Regions from separate parts of the Mus musculus genome. Here regions 2 and 3 are each linked to region 1. A link is a loop called in an ENCODE intact Hi-C map of the cell type or tissue named here. Cell type or tissue: left cerebral cortex. All regions are shown on one strand. Region 1 overlaps Pde4b (phosphodiesterase 4B, cAMP specific). Region 2 overlaps Pde4b (phosphodiesterase 4B, cAMP specific). Region 3 overlaps Pde4b (phosphodiesterase 4B, cAMP specific).

Region 1 (2,500 bases):
TGGTTGTGTGAACAACATTCCCACATATATATAATATGTGTACAAACTCTAGACACTGATGCTCCTAGGGTGGCATTCTCAGGTGTTGTGGGGAGGATGGGGAAGGAAGGTTAATGTCAGAGGATTAGATCAGCTCGACTCAAGTACTCCACTGCAGTCTTTGACTGACAAACATTTTGACCCAAGTGGATCGGCCTGTCAGATAAGAGATGTCAACTGTGGGATTCTTGCATTCATCCAACAACTATGTATGTGTGTTCTGATATGAGAGTCAGCTCCAGGTTCTAGAAATACAGAAATGAATTAAGGCATAAGTCTTGCTTCTAGGAGGCTGTGGTCTGAAGGAAGAAAGATCACTAAGCCCAGGAAGACAGTCCAACATGACAAACTCTGAGACAAAAATGCCTTGTGGAGGAAAGGGCCTAGGGCACAGATTATATAACAGTATAATAATAAAAAAAAAAGAGGTCACTTCAAATGAAGTTGTATACTTTAGAGCCTTCGTTCTTTCCCTCTTTCAAATAGGTCACAAGGAATAAGCCTAGCAAACTGTGAGGATTAAATGATGCAGATGATGCTCGGTGAGTTGCTTTAAAAAAGACAGCAGAAGGAAAAGCGGAGCTCAGTCCCCAGGGCAGTGTGCAGCTCTGCTGACCCGAGCGCTTAAATCTTTTTTCATAGAGTTTGTCTTTCCAGTGGGAAGATTTGTTAGAGTCCGTCAAAGGAACTCAGCTAGAGACCGTTTCCACTGAATCAGAACTGACCTATCCCTAGGACTCTGCTTTATGGCTCTTCATTACAGACAGCAGGCTTGTGCAGGTAATTGGGAGTCAGGACAGCATCCCCCTAGGGACAATGGCAAGGCCATTCAGTGGCCTCCCAGTTCAGCTTGAATTCCTGAAGGCAGAGCTGCTCCTGGTTTAATCAAAGGCTTCATGCACACCTTGCACTTCTCTTCTTTATCTCTGATTTTTTTCCTTCCAGGCTCAGGAAGTTTGACTTCTCATCTTCCTTCAAGGGCTTAAATTGGAGGCCAGGAAACCATGAGAAACAGTGGTGCCTTCTGCCATCTGCTGGCTCCTTCTTGTCACCAGCCCAAAGTTGGCTTAGCAAAGATTCCAAGGGATGAGAGGCGACACTGTCAGAGGAGGTGTGAGGCAGATGATGACCCTGCTTTACCACAAAGCCTACTGAAGCTGGTAGTGTGGTACTCCATAAGCTTGTTTTAGGGAAAACACAATTGTGTTTCTTTCAGATTTTATTCTTACATCATTACCACATCAGACTCATCAAGGAAAGTCACATTCTTTATGGATCCATTTGAAGGCAACAACAGAAGTCAATGCTAAAGATGACAGAAGCAAGGGTAGGGAGTGAGAAGGAGAAAGAGGCCAGGAGAAACATGTTTCAGTGGATGCCAGTAGTCTTTAATTGGTTCAGGAAACACTTTTTTCCCAAAGGATCTGTTATTTGCAAGATTCTGACCCAAATATCTGGGACACAAAAACAGGTAATATTGCCTCCCTTGACTATGACAATGCATTGGGAAGCATTCAAATAAATGGAGAATTAAACAGAGACCTGCAGGTATTCTCATGCTATAGTTAGTCCAGCATATCCATGGGTTTTAGGATGTAGTCAATCGTGGCTAGAAAACAGTTGGGGAAATATGTATCTGTAACAAATATGTACAGACTATATTTTCTTACTGTGCCTTAAAGAATGGAGTATAGTAACTGTGTACCTAAATTTGCGTTGCATTTTATATAATACATAAGCCCTAAAATGATTGGAGTTACACAGGAGGAGCTGTGGAGATTACATGTCAATACTAAGCCATTTCATAAAAGGGACCTAAGCACCCACATCTTTGGGGTTTGGAATGGGATGGGTGTTTCTGGAATTGAGCTCTTGGGAACAGCAAAAACAATTGTTCTACATAAAGAACTGTGAGGGAGCACAGAGGAGAGGCGGCCATCAGTGTGGCACTGCGGTGCCAGAGAGGATCCCTGGAAAAGGTGATCCAAGATGATATTAGAATAGAGCCTTGTACTAGAGGCAGCAGTGGGAAAGGCTGCCAGTTCCAGGAATGTCACTACTGCCCAAGCAGCAGAGATCTCCCACTAAGCAGAAAACAGCTGTTAAAGCTTTAGATATTAGACAAAATTCCCTTGGCTGTGTAGGGATGCCAATGGGACCAGGAGAAGCAGGCCCAACCAAGTAGAGAGGCTGCATACAATGCTCTGGAGATGGGTGAGCAAGCCTGCTAGGATAGGTCTCTTGTCCTGGAAGGAAGGTGTCTTTAACCAGTCCTCGTGTTGGACATGGACAACCTCTTCCTTACAAGCATATGGCTACTCACAAAGTCAGAAATGTATATGCTGCATCCTCCAAATTCACCTGAAATGTCAATGTAACTTCACGAATGGTAGATGTTCAACCTTAACTACACCAGCACCAGTACTACTTGGAATCACAAATACAGTCACCAAACGTAAGA
Region 2 (2,500 bases), 170 kb before region 1:
ATATTGCAGGATTAATGGGCATATTCTTTTCCCAGTGTTTTGTTTTAACTACTGATCCTGTATGCATTATACAAAAGTCATGGAAAAAATAGAACAGGACTCAAATTTCAAGTTTTGCCTTCCATAACAATATTATTTTAAGTATATAAAATAATATTAAAAATACATTCAAAAGATGTGGTACTGTCAAACCTGTTTTCCAATGTGGTAGCCACCAGTCACATTTGTGATCATAGAATGCTTAGAATGTAGCTAGCTCAAACTGGGTGCTCTAGACCTACTGCAAAAGAAAAAGATCTTAGGTGGGCATGCTAGTATATATGTACCTTTATTCCTAGCCCTCAGGAGGCAGAGGAAAAGAGGGAAGGAGGGAGGGAGGGAGGGAGGGAGGGAGGGAGGGAGGGAGGGAGGGAGGGAGGGAGGGAGAAGGGAGACAGGCAAAGAGGCAGGAAGGCAGGGAGGCAGGGGACAGGAGGGCAGAGAGGGGCAGAGGAGCAGAGGTAGGTGGGTCTCTTCGAGTACAAGGTCATCCTGGTCTACATAGTGAATCCCAGGCAAGCCAAAGGAATTAATGTGAGACCTTGGCCACAGAAACAAAGAAATAAAAACATCTGAAAATGTCTCATGATAAATTTTCTATCGCATGTTTATGAAAATGAGACTGTTTAAATATATGTACTACGTAAAATGATTATTAAGATAATTCTTTTCATTTCTTTTTATTATTCAACTAAGGCCACTGGGATGATTTACAAATCATGCACTTGTTTTGTCTCTGCTGGGCAGGGCAGTTCTCTAATGAGGCTGGCCATTGTGTGGTAGGAGAATATAGAAAACTGTACGTGGGTACCTAAAAAACAGGTGCAAGTTAGGTCTTTCTGAAGCTACTCTGTCCTGGTTCTTGCATGTCTTTTAAATAGAGAATATCATGAGTGACAAATAGCAAGAGAAAGAGGAGAATATCACCCTACACCATCAAAGGAAGTGAACAAATCTGACAGAGGGATGGGGGATGGGCACCACATTCTGGCAGCAGTAACCAGGTTCTTTGTCCTTCTTTATCAGGAAATATCTAGAAACTGTCCTTTGAAAATGATACAGCCTTTTTAATCCCCAGATAAAGGTGACATGGATCTCTCAGGAATAAAACGAATTCTCAGGAATATGAGAATGACAGAATTCAACCTTATCTAAATGAAGAAGGGAAGCTTGGGCAGGGTGGAGCACAAATCCCAACTTCCCTTGTCTTTGAACTTGACAGTGGCCAGAGTTACTGGGTATTGTAGAATTTATCACTGTGTGGCAGCACTGTTCACGAAGCATGGAGAAGTGGTTGTGTCAGGGCCATTTTTTAGAAGGTGAGTTCTGCCTCGATTCTCAATAAGAATAAAGGAAGTTCTACTTCCTTTCTGTTTTGTTTGCTGGTACATATGTGTGCTATACACATGCCTTGCTCCCAAAGAGATCAAACAGGGCCTCAGATCCTCTAGAACCGGAGTTTTGAATGTTTGTGAACCACTATGTGGATACTGGGCACTGAACCCAAGTTCTCTGCAAAAGTAAAAAGTGTTCTTAAATACAGAGCCATCTCTCCAGCTCTAAAATAAATCTTTAAAAAGAGCATATTAAAACGTACTAGTTTGGGGCTGGAGAGGTGGCTCAGCAATTAAGAGCACTGGCTGATCTTCCAAAAGACCCAGGTTCAAATCTCAGCACCCATATAGTTTCCTGTTGAATAGGCTGTAGACAGACAGAAAGACAAACCACATGAAAGATAGATATAGGTGGAGAGAGTTGGGTCATAGTTTTCTACCTTTTTACCCGATTTAAGTTCTTTTTTTTTTTCTTCTTTTCTTACAAGGCTTAGCTGAAAAGCACTATGATATTGTGTGGAACTGGTGCAAACTAGTATTACCTCCTATCATCTGAGTCTTACTATTTTCCCCAAGCTGATACATGAACAGAAAGCATGACCTGGGTCTTAGCAAAAAGGGAGAGTGTGGCAATAGCCTTTGCTGCTTATGAGCCTCTGCCTCAGAGAGAAGTTCCTAATTAGCTCCAGTTTGAGACAGGCACACAAGGTGCATTCATTTCCCCAAATGGGTCTTTATATGTACAGAAGCTGAGGCAGGAGGTTGCTTTTTTTTTTTTTTTGTCTAGTTTTGCAAAATGTTAAATATTTGGGCATTTTTATTTGGTAATTGTTAATATTCTATGCCCTGACCCATAGAAGAGGGATCATTTTGTCCAAGTTCACAAATCTAAACACTATAAAATTTTCATTAAAATAAAAAGGAGATAATCAAGATTTTTTTTCTAAAAAATAAAATGCACTTCTCTACACCACAGATGAAATTCATTGAGCTAATCACAGACTCTGTAGAAGCTAATATGCTTACCTGAGTGTCAGGCCATCCCATAAAATCTTAGAGAGCTCACTAGTTTGAAAAACACTGAGAGAGACAGTTTGGCGTTGTAGAGAATTCTCTCCAAGCACTGA
Region 3 (2,500 bases), 160 kb before region 1:
CTCCCTTCCCGCTATGTTAAATGTTTCATCCTATATTCTTGTGGGTATGCTTCCTCTTCCTTCTAGCAACTACAGAGATGTGTGGATGACATAGACATATGTATAGATATAGAGGTATAGATAAAAAGTAGAAGTAATTTGCATATTTGTTTGCCTAAACATAAAATATGTGCAAACCATTTGCTTTTATTTGCATTTATTTGCAGGTTCTGTGCTGAATTTCTTCAGGTTCCATGCCGTTCTTGGGTGTAATATGAATTCCACTCCTTCTCCCTCCCTTCATTACCCAAATATACATCAACTAAACATGTAGACACATGTGAGAATCATGTAGACTCAGTGAGATTCAGACAGGGCTGTGAATTGAACACACTGAATTATCTTTCCTTTTGTCCTAATGATTTCAGTCCTAATGTGCTTTTAATCTACTCTGTTTCACTGTAATTCTGCAAATTAACCCTTGTGTCATTGGTTATTTGGAAAGAAAAGGCTTGCCCTGAAGTGTTGTAAATATCTTGAGTAGTAGTTATTGTACAAAATTCCTAAGTGTTCAAAGATAAAAATAATATTCAACATAAGTAGGAAATAATTGGGCTTCTTTTTGTTGAACAAACAAAGCTGATTTTGACTTTGCATTTAACTGCTACACTTTGACACTAGCTTTGTTGACATGGCAATGTAGATGCAGTGCATCTGCATTCAGGAAAGTGTAAATTAAAATTCAAAGCCCTGGGTAGATTTTTATATTCCTCAAAAGCTGCAGAATATAACTATTCGTGGAAGTACCATTTGGCTTTCTTCATCTTAAAAAGTAACTTTTTCATGCCAGCCAACTTTTGGTTTACACACACACCTACATGCACACACACACACGCATATATATATATATATATATATATATATATATATATATATATATTTTTTTTTTTCCTGAGATGGGTTTCTATGTAGCTATTTACTACATAGACCAAGCTAGCCTCGAGTTCAATGAATTCTACCTCCCCCTGCTGGAATTACAGGCATAAGCCACCACACCTGGCTAATGACTTCATATTTGTAGCTTTATTTTCCTATTGTTTGTATATGTTTTGCCTGTATATGTGTATATGCACCATGTGCATGCCTGGTAGCCACAGATGCCAGAAGATGGCATCAGAACCCCAAGAACTGTAAGTATAGATGGTTGTAAACCACCATGTAAGGGCTAGGAATCGACACCAGATCTAGCACCAACTTCATATTTTAAAATTCAAATCATATTCAACTCTCCCCTAAATAGTCTAAATTTTAATAGTACTGAATTTGAAATGGATCTTATAATCGAGTTTGACCCACTTTTACCTTATTAAATTAAATTAGTTTCATATTTTGTAACCAATTCACATATTTGGATTGAGAAAATATAATCATGATTTCTTATGTTAATAGCTAGTTCACTGTGAAAAGAATTTCAGATAAAAATATAGAACTTTTATTTAAATATAGTATATAATATAAAGTATACTCCCCATAAAACTATTTTAATCTATACTAAATGGAAGCATTGGATGTAAGGGGAGAAAGAAGATAAATCTATCATCATAGAGAATGAAGAGCCAGGTGAGATCAGGACACAGATATTCTCCACTGTTTTGGTTCATCTTCCTTTATCAGAAAAGTAGATAACTTCAGCTTTATAGTAGATATAAGAGTATATCCTGCGGTTTAGTTAGCTATAAGTAAATTCTGCTTCAAAGTGCAGCTAAATCTTTTGAATTAAAAATTGTGATGCTCTTGTAAGGTCCTAAATGAGGCTTTTTTTTTTTTCAAGTATATCAGAAATTCATACAATTTTGAATTCTACAGACAGGTGCCAGGAGTCTCAGAACCCTGCTGAGAAGCACAGGAAGAGTGCCTGCTGAGCCAGTGGTGTCCTATCTAGAACTAATTTCCAGGGACGGCGATTTCTATTTGATGATGCTCTATTCTTACTTGGTTTCTGCTGAATCATAAAGTTGTATCGGGAGTAAAGTTCTGGTGGCTAGTTTCGTCAACATCCTGCACAATTCCTATTGTTGTGTGTTTGGTGGCCAATTAAACGATAATTTTCTGTGGGCATCTTCCTGTTCACATGATACCATTCACAATGTTTCCTCTATTCTGAAGTCCCAGTTGGGACTTATTTCCATGTGATGAAATCCTAGTCAAACCTTAATGTACAACTCAATTGTCACCCTCTGATTCCATTATTTCTATTTAAAACTCTTTTTATTTAATTACAATATAATTATATCATCCCTCCTTCTACTTCCAACCTCTCCTTTGTCATCCCCTCCCCTTTAAATTCATGGTCTCTTATTTTACTTATTTATTTATTTTGTTACATATTCATTTGAATAAATACAAATGCTACCTGCTGAGTTCATTCAGTGTTTCTGTGCATTTTTTTTTTAAGGCACAGCACTTGGAATTAGATAACCATTTAGCAAGTATATCTCCAGGGTCAATAATTTTCTTGATT

Evidence for each region. A loop is a pair of places that touch in the nucleus more often than their neighbours do. Peaks named below come from ENCODE experiments on the same cell type or tissue, not always from the same donor. Only the 100,000 strongest peaks of a DNase experiment are listed, where the experiment ranks them.
Region 2: a loop joins it to region 1, with 2.7 times the contacts of the local background. A loop is called at or near these places in 5 of 42 quality-filtered maps.
Region 3: a loop joins it to region 1, with 2.2 times the contacts of the local background. A loop is called at or near these places in 5 of 42 quality-filtered maps.

The regions. Positions count from the first base shown.
Region 1 is chr4:102,480,214-102,482,713 of GRCm38, forward strand. The region is part of intron 1 of Pde4b (phosphodiesterase 4B, cAMP specific); the gene reads left to right. Among named protein-coding and RNA genes, the nearest start is that of Gm52668, 34 kb to the right of the region's middle. In left cerebral cortex, a CTCF peak has its summit at 1,073 (motif pointing left); a DNase peak (open chromatin) is centred at 1,058; H3K27ac peaks cover 461 bases.
Region 2 is chr4:102,310,939-102,313,438 of GRCm38, forward strand. All of the region lies in intron 1 of Pde4b (phosphodiesterase 4B, cAMP specific), which reads left to right. Among named protein-coding and RNA genes, the nearest start is that of Gm52669, 36 kb to the right of the region's middle. In left cerebral cortex, no CTCF peak of the experiment used is centred here; no DNase peak of the experiment used is centred here.
Region 3 is chr4:102,320,502-102,323,001 of GRCm38, forward strand. All of the region lies in intron 1 of Pde4b (phosphodiesterase 4B, cAMP specific), which reads left to right. Among named protein-coding and RNA genes, the nearest start is that of Gm52669, 26 kb to the right of the region's middle. In left cerebral cortex, a CTCF peak has its summit at 1,032 (motif pointing left); no DNase peak of the experiment used is centred here.